Linked DNA regions of Homo sapiens: region 2 is linked to region 1. Evidence: read pairs that join two places in POLR2A ChIA-PET (ENCODE). Cell type or tissue: Panc1. All regions are shown on one strand. Links, peaks and the distances in the headings refer to the core of each region. The heading gives the core; the rest is flanking DNA.

Evidence for each region. ChIA-PET counts read pairs that join two places held together with the same protein. Peaks named below come from ENCODE experiments on the same cell type or tissue, not always from the same donor. Only the 100,000 strongest peaks of a DNase experiment are listed, where the experiment ranks them.
Region 2: POLR2A ChIA-PET joins it to region 1 with 7 read pairs; 4 of 35 experiments call an interaction of 5 or more read pairs at or near these places.

The regions. Positions count from the first base shown.
Region 1 is chr4:169,082,316-169,086,714 of GRCh38, forward strand. No RefSeq gene overlaps it. Among named protein-coding and RNA genes, the nearest start is that of CBR4-DT, 74 kb to the left of the region's middle. In Panc1, for the core only: no CTCF peak of the experiment used is centred there; no DNase peak of the experiment used is centred there.
Region 2 is chr4:169,198,241-169,202,639 of GRCh38, forward strand. All of the region lies in intron 2 of SH3RF1 (SH3 domain containing ring finger 1), which reads right to left. Among named protein-coding and RNA genes, the nearest start is that of SH3RF1, 71 kb to the right of the region's middle. In Panc1, for the core only: no CTCF peak of the experiment used is centred there; a DNase peak (open chromatin) is centred at 2,321; H3K27ac peaks cover 727 bases.

The DNA.
Region 1 (4,399 bases), core at 306-4,305:
CCCATTAGTAACATCAAGGTAAAACTTCCACTTGGCTTTTTTTTTGGAGGGGGAGGACAGAATCTTGGTCTGTCGCCCAAACTGGAGTGCAGTGGCGCGATCTTGGCTCACTGCAAACTCTGCCTCTTGGGTTCAAGTGATTTTCCAGTCTCAGCCTCCCGAGTAGCTGGGATTACAGGCACCCGCCATCACACCCGGCTAGTTTGTTTTGTTTTGTTTTGTTTTGTTTTGTTTTGTTTGTTTTGAGACGGAGTCTCGGTCTGTCTCCCAGGCTGGAATGCAGTGGCACGATCTTGGCTCACTGCAAGCTCCGCCTCCCGGGTTCACGCCATTCTCCTGCCTCAACCTCCTGAGTAGCTGGGACTACAGGCGCCCGCCACCATGCCCGGCTAATTTATTTATTTATTTTTTAGTAGAGATGGGGTGTCACCCTGTTAGCCAGGATGGTCTCGATCTCCTGACCCCGTGATCCCCCCGCCTCGGCCTTTTTTTTTTTTTAGTAGAGATGGGGTTTTGACATGTTGGCCAGGCTGGTCTCGAACTCCTGACCTCAACTGGCCCACCCGCCTTGGCTCCCAAAGTGCTAGGATTACAGGCCTGAGCCACCACACCCGGCTCACAATACCTTTTACTGTATTAGCCAAACACAAAATGGATTGTGAGAACTCACTCAATAAATCTGTAATTGGTTTTTAAATATAATAGGATAGAACACATGTATATTAATTTTAGGCAAATAAAAAGTATATTTCAGCCCTTTAAGAATGTGAATCTAGCCAGGCGCAGTGGCTTACGCCTGTAATCCCAGCACTTTGGGAGGTCGATGCGGGTGGATCATTTGAGGTCAGGAGTTCGAAACCAGCCTGGCCAACATGGTGAAACCCTGTCTCTACTAAAAATACAAAAATTAGCTGGGCGTGGTGGTACATGCCTGTAATCCCAGCTGCTTGGGAGGCTGAGGCAGGAGAATCGCTTGAACCTGGGAGGTAGAGTTGCAGTGAGTTGAGATCGCGCCACTGCACTCCAGCCTAGGTGACAGAGCGAGACTCTTTCTCAAAAAAAAAAAAAAAAAAAAAATCTGAATCTAAATGGAATAATTTGTCTTTTCCCCACACTGATTTAGCTGTGATGTCCTCTTTTATTATTCCAGAATCCTGATCATGACTTGGTTACAACTAAGACTAAAGAGATAGAAAAGGCCAAAACAAACTACAAAAACAAAAACAAAAAAAAACAATGGCCGGGAGCAGTGGCTCAAGTCTGTAATTCCAGCACTTTGGGAGGCCAAGGTGGAAGGATTGCTTGATCCCAGGGCAACATGGCAAAACCAAGTCTCTACAAAAAATTTAAAAAAAAATTAGCGGGGCATGATGGCATGTGCCTGTCATCCCAGCTACTCAGGAGGCTGAGGTGGGAGGATTGTTGAGCCCAGGAGGTCAAGGCTGCAGTGAGCTGCCTGGGCAACAGAGTGAGACTCTTTCTTTAAAAAAAAAAAAAAAAATGCTTTTCAGATGGGAATTTATGGGGAGTAGTTGAGAATACCATTTCTGGATGAGGACACTTGGACTATTCCAGCGGACATCCAGCTCCATTACCAACACCACCACTGAAGAGAGTGTTGGGGGCTGGGGAGCGGAAGAGAGGAGGGTAGGGTCGGCAGAGATGCAGACATAGGGAGACAGACAGGGAGAAGGTGAGATAAGGGAGAAATAGAAGAAATAATCCAAAACATAGGACTTTTTTTTAGAAGAAAATGTAAAAATGCATTCTCTGGCATAAGGAACAGTTTAGGATCATAGGGTAAGATTTTGATTTTAAATGTTTTGAGGCCATTTTCTTTAGGCCTAAGCCACTGGGTAGATTTAGATGGTGGGAGAGATTATTACAGCTTTCTCATGGGAAGCATTTCCTTTGCGATACCCTCTTCTTGAAAGCTTCACTCACTTCGGTTTTATTATAGGGAATGACTGATAATATGCCAATCCCACACATCTGTCTCAGTGGGTAAATAAATCACAGGAAAGAAGAATTTTGGTTTAAAGGGTAGAAATTCCAGCCCGACTTTGATTTCTGCAACCATCAGCACATCATAGGAATCCCACAATTGCTACCCCAGTAGAATGGGTAGTGCCAGCTATATATGGAGCCTGCCTTATTGCCATGGTGGCCTGTGCCACAGGGGGAGGCAGGCAGCTCACACCTCCTCAGCCCCGCAGGAGCTCAGCAATTCCTTTCCAGGAAGGAATGAAGGAAGGAAGGATCCTTCACTCCTTACCTGGGAATTGTGTCCTTGCAGGTTGCTATTTTTCATGGGCTTGGCTGCTTGAGCACCCTGGGGGCCCATATAATACATGAACCACTTTTCAGCACCATGTCTCTTAAATTATTCTCTGTGTCCATCTATATTTACTGTACAGAGATGGTTTCAACAAACAAGGTGGTCTCATTTGATATGGAGTTAAAGCCAGCAGTTGCTTTGCACAGAAGATCCACAGATTTGGTGGTGCTGTTATTTTTTAATGTTTATCTAAAACATAAAAAGGATTTTACTCATGGGATCCTCACCCACACCCCCCAGTTCTCAGTTAGAATCTGTTTTTAACAGGAGCTCTTACTAAACCTTAGTAAGAAAGGAAAAAAAGAAAGAGGAGTTACAAATTATGACTCCAGGGGCTGGCTGAATTAGCTTATATTAGAGAGTGAGCTGGCGGCAGGTATCAGTCTTTACTGTGTTTCTGCCTCTAGGGAGTTTGTTGAATGTGCTTTTGCGATGTAATTTATAAGGAAATTGGTTTTACCCAAAAGGACGTTTTTGCTTTATGTCTTGCAGCACCGTTGAGTGCTTAGAAAAAAGGAGAAGGTAATTCCATTAAGCTTTCAATTTTCACTGGCAAAAGAAATGAACTAGATGTGATTGGAAAGATAAGGCACTGGCCTTCACTTGAATGACCTTGCTACAGGGGTTGGGGAATAAGAAGCATGGCCTTTGTTCCAGAGATGTCATTTCATGTTTAATTAGAGGGCCAGAGTGCCATTTTTCTTCTTTATAAACCCCAATCTCACCCTGCTGAGAAAATATCCATTAAGTTCACAGTAGGCAGATCATCGGATCATCATCCTAACAATTTTGGGAGTCATGTGCTCATGCTGGTGACGCTTCGTGAACTAAAGAGCATGGGCAGGCCGGGTGTGGTGGCTCACGCCTGTAATCTCAGCTCTTGGGAAGCCAAGGTGGGAGGATCATCTGAGGTCTGGAGTTCAAGACCCCCCAGCTTGGGCAACATGGCAAAACCCCGTTTCTACTAAAAATACAAAAATTAGTCGGGCGTGGTGGCAGACGTCAGTAGTCCCAGCTACTCGGGAGGCTGAGGCAGGAGAATCGCTTGAACCTGGGAGGTGGAGGTTGCAGTGAGCCGAGATTATGCAGTGGCACTCCAGCCTGGGCGACAGAGCAAGCTCCCATTTCAAAAAAAAAAAAAAAAAAAAAAAGCGCGGTCAATGTTAAAATCGAGACATGCATGGAAGAGACAGGCCTGATGTTTGGGAAAGTGCAGATCGCCCTTGCATGGAAGTCAGCAGTCCATTCAGCCAAACCAAAAGGTTTCAGTAGAATTCCCCAATTCTCTTACTGAATCCACTCTCTTCATCTATTTTTTGAAGGACATAAGGCAAAAGTAACTTCAAAATTAAATAAATTGGCTGGGCGCAATGCTCACACCTGTAATCCCGGCACTTTGGGAGGCCAAGGCAGGAGAATTGCTTGAGCCCAGGAGTTTGAGACCAGCCTTGGCAACATGGCAAGACCCAGTCTCTACAAAAAGTTACCTGGGGCGTAGTGACATATGCCTGTAGTTCCAGCTACTCAGGTGGCTGAAGCAGGAAGATCGCTTGAGCCCAGGAGTTCGAGGCTGCAGTGAGCCGTGATGGTGCCACCGCACGCTAGCCTAGGCAACACAGAGAAATCCTATATCAAAAATAAGTAGGCCAGGCATGGTGGCTCACGCCCGTAATCCCAGCACTTTGGGAGGCTGAGGCGGGCAGATCACGAGGTCAGGAAATCAAGAGCATCCTGGCCAATATGGTGAAACCCCATCTCTACTAAAAGTACAAAAATTAGCTGGGTATTGTGGTGTGCGCCTGTAGTCCCAGGTACTCGGGAAGCTGAGGCAGGAGAACTACTTGAACCCGGGAGGCGGAGGTTGCAGTGAGCCAAGATTGTGCCACAGCACTCCAGCCTGGCGACAGAGCGAGACTCTGTCTTAAAGAGAAAAAATAAATAAATAAATAAAATTAAGGAAATAATCTCTGTTGCTCAAAGTTAAGATGTTTTCATGTATCTGGTAGGGTTTCTAACACAATCAAGTTCTAAACTGGTGCCTCCAAATGAGAAGCTGGATAC
Region 2 (4,399 bases), core at 76-4,075, 120 kb after region 1:
TTAAACCACAAATGAAGGCCTAATTCTTAGCATACTGGCACAATGAATACTTTTAACATCCCCAGTTATATTAATATTAGTGTTCTCCTTCTGTACTGCAAACAGTCTACAAATAGAGTGTTAAATCAGCAGATTCTTCATGCTTAATATGCTGTAATTTTCCATAGGACTAGTCAATATAAATGTATACTTTAAAATATACACATTTGTGAATGTCCACAAAATACATATACTTGTTTTTGCTTTTTATATTATGCTAAATATAGTATATATGTATTAATACATGCATCCTGATTTGTATATTTTGAAACATATTTACATTATTAGAAATAATGCATTCTCTATGGAAATACATCAAATGAACTTTTTTAGAGCATCTAATTTGTATAAATCTTTACACATGTATACATAAGTATATTAAGCAAAACGATTACTAAAGAGAATAAATAAAAAGAAATTACACCTAGACATATTATCATAAAATTGCAGAACATCAAAGACAAAGAGAAGACTTTACAAGAGAAAAAAGAGAATCTAACAAAGAAATAACAATTAGGCTGAAAACAGACTTCAACGGAAACAATAGAGGCCAATGGTTTGTGGAAATATCTTTAAAGTGCTGAGAGAAAATACATCAGTCTAGACTTAAAACAAGAACAAGAGAAAAATAATGACCTGTGTAGAAAGATAAAAACTGAGAGGATTTATTACCAGCAGGATTTTGCCCACTGGAGCTTCTAAAGGAATACTTTAAGGACAATACTTCTAGAAAGCAGGTCTGAGTTGTAAGAAGGAAAAGGAAGCAAATAAATTGGTAAAATAGTGGCAAACCTAAACAATCAATAATACAATAATAAAGTCTAGGGTTTTAAAAGGGCAGCATGTAAAGTAGGAGAGAAGCAACTGGAGTTGTATTTGAAGATCCTCATGGTATTTGGGAGGCATTTAATATCAGGTTTAGACTGCTGGGTATGCATGGACAATTTCAAAGGTACCCATAAACTAATAAAAACAGTGTACAATTTCTACGTTTAGAAAAACATTAGCTGCTGTTACAAACCCCCAGATTTCAGTGGCTTAACACATCATTCTCATAACAGTCTAATGTTTGGTTGGCAGGTGGTTTTCCTCTACACAGACGTTCAAAGACTCGGGTTCTTACCATCTTGTGGCTTCACCAACCATTAGGGTCTTATAATCTTGTGCATCCAGAGAGCAGAAGTGAAAAGGGGCATGGATGAGGTCCAAGCACTCCCTAAAAGCCTTGGCCCCAACATGGTAAAAGTCACTTCTGTTCACATCCCACTGGTTAGATCTCAGTCACACAGTATGTATAACAGCAAATGGTCCTGGAAAATGTGGCTTAGTGAATGCGCAAAAAAAAAAAAATAAATAAATAACAGAGGAGACTAATACATTTTTGAGAGCAGCTAGGAGGTTCTGTCACAGCTTCCAATCCACTGGGAATAAGAAAACAAACAAAATTCAAACAATTTAAAAAGAAAGACAATAAAAGAGAAAGCGAAATGGATAAAAAGGTGTGACAAATATAAATAAAATATTAAGGTAAGGTGACAGTAACAACATCAAACATTCAGCAAGCACGACACATGTAAATTAATCTACCAGTTAAAAATTAGATATTATAATGTATTTTAAAACAATAACAAAATGAAGCAGTATGCTCTTTATAAGAGGCACACCTAAAACATAAAGACATAAAAGATCGACATCATGAGAAAATATTCCAGGCAAATATGAACCTAAATAAAGTTATGTACTACATCAGTATCATTTTAAAATGGACTCCATCCAAAAAAAAGGAATAAAGAGAGTACCTACACAACGGTAAATTTAACAGGAAAGTATACTAATTCCATATATTTAAATATCTATTAAAATAGCCTCAAATATGTATAGAGCAATATTTAATAAAAACACAGAAGAAATTAATGAACCCATCATATAGTCAGAGATTCTAAAATATGTTTGATGCAGAGGACATGTGTAGTAATGCCAAATAAAAGTACACACTGTTTTCACATACATATTTCCAAAACCTGTTTATATGTTAAGCCACAAAACCAGTCTCAATGGAGTTCCAACAATAGGTATTATATAGACCATGCCCGTTAATCACAATGCAATTAAGTTAAAAATCAATTATATAAAAATAAAATCTCCACAGTTAGAAAATTTTAAAGCATTTCTAAATAACCCATGAGTCAAAGTAAACACTAGAAAATAAATATTTACTTCAGAAAAAAGAAGTATTTACTTCAGTAAGAATGAACCACAGCTCACAACAGGGATGAATCAGAAACATAATGTGAGGAAAAAAACAAGTTTCATAACTTACATATACCTTACATAATCTTTCATATGTATCATATGTATTACTATGTGATACACTGGCACATATATTTGTGAACAGTTCAACTACGTGCTCCCTTTACCATTTAAAAATCTTTCTACTTAACAGAAAGTTCCACGGCTATTCACTCTTCTCTTCCCAATCACAGATTAGGAAGATACTTTAGATACCAGAGTAGTCTGGTGAGACAGGTATATCAGATTCCAGAATAATTAGTCCATCCCAACTGAGATGAGTAAACTGGTAAGTTTCTAGAGCTTAATGGGTCAGAACAGCTATGAGGTCCCTGTCTAGAATACTTGGCCCTTTCAAAGTAAAATGACAGCAGTAAGAGAACAGAAGTCTTCAGTGTGCTCTCGAGCCAGTCAGACACAATGTCAGTTAAATAAATTTTAAAAACACAACAGGATTCCAAATATAAAGAAATTAAGATGGCAAACAATAATACAGTATTGTCACCATTTCTGATTACTGGCAATTTGAAAAAAACCTTTTCTATGATAAAATTTAAAATATACGATCAATATTTTTAAAATTAACATCTTTAAAAGGATTAAATTTAGTGAAAAGTAGCAGGAACAATGAAATTTGGAATTAAAGTTTCTATCAGAAAAACACCACGGCCTCTCCATCTACTGCCAGAGCTGGCTTTAACAATTGACGAATACTTATTCTGCAGGGAATTTGTTGATGCAAAACCAGGAAACAATTTATCTCCACTGGGAATACTTTGAAGAAGGGATTAGAGCGGGGCTAGGGCAGGGAGGATCTGTAAAAAACAATATTTGCCAAACTAAAAACACATAGGCACACATGGGAATTATTTTACTTTCAACAAGTTCTGAAAGTAGTAACAAAACCAGGGAGAGTTAAAAGAATAATTTAACACTGATGTTTCAGGAATGCTAAAGGAGACCAGGCATTTAGACTTCATGTTGCTAAGTGTGTTCATCTCAAATCTAAAAGCCACTTTCATAACAACAACTTTGCTATTCCTTAGCATTTTGTCTCTTTAGGCAGCTTATTTCCCAGTCAAAGTTATAATTTTGTATTCATAATACCATAATCATTTCCATGGTAACTTCCTGTGAAGTCACAGAGAAAACACTATTGACTTCTCCTGAGGCTCTGATTTCCCAGTTGAAATCATATGTTGATTTTATTTTTTCCAATGTAAGTCAAAGATTTACTATTAAAAATCCTGGGGATGAGGTCTTAACACAGAAAACCCATCTGTCGTCGCTACAGAGGCAAGTAGAGAAACCTAGTAGCACAGGATACTTGGTCCAAACTGCAAGGACCTGTACCAGGAGTCAGTGAACTTGGGTTCACACCCCAGCTCTGACAGCTATGAGAGAGGAGTCTTTGGACACAGTATCTAATGTTCTCAAGTTTCCCTTTACCCATCTGCAAAATGAAAAAGTATCTCATAATGTTGTGAGAATTAAATGAGAGACAATGCTGTCAGCTTAAAAAAAAAAAATCTCACTCCCCCAAATTTACAGTTATCTCTGACCTCAGGATATAGATACTGAGTTGCAATGGAAGTACTTATTCAGCAAATATTTATTAAGGGCCTACTTCGTGTTCTTGGTGCCGGGAAGACAAGGAATAGTGTTAGTGCTTTGGCCCTAACATAAACTGTTTCTTTATCCTGATGCTTCAGTTTAATGTTTACCTCCCTCCGTAGGAGGCTAGTTCTTGGTATGAGGTCAACCTTGACTCTCAGCCCTCTCTATTTTTCTCTTGTGCCCACATATCAAGGCAAATAGAGTACAAATTTTAAAGCCTCAAACAGTGAGCCTCTGTGGATGAGAAATGAAGTCCAGGCTGGGCAGCACTGTTTCAATTTACCATCTCATCTGAAGGAGGGGATGTGGTTCCTTTTAAAGGACAATGTATAATGAATAAAAACCTTCAGCTTACAGCTAGCTTATAATTAGTATTTGGGTTAATAACACAGTGACAATTGTCTGAACCTCTGAAAACACAAGGGTAGTAAATACCTACCTTCAGAAACCAAAG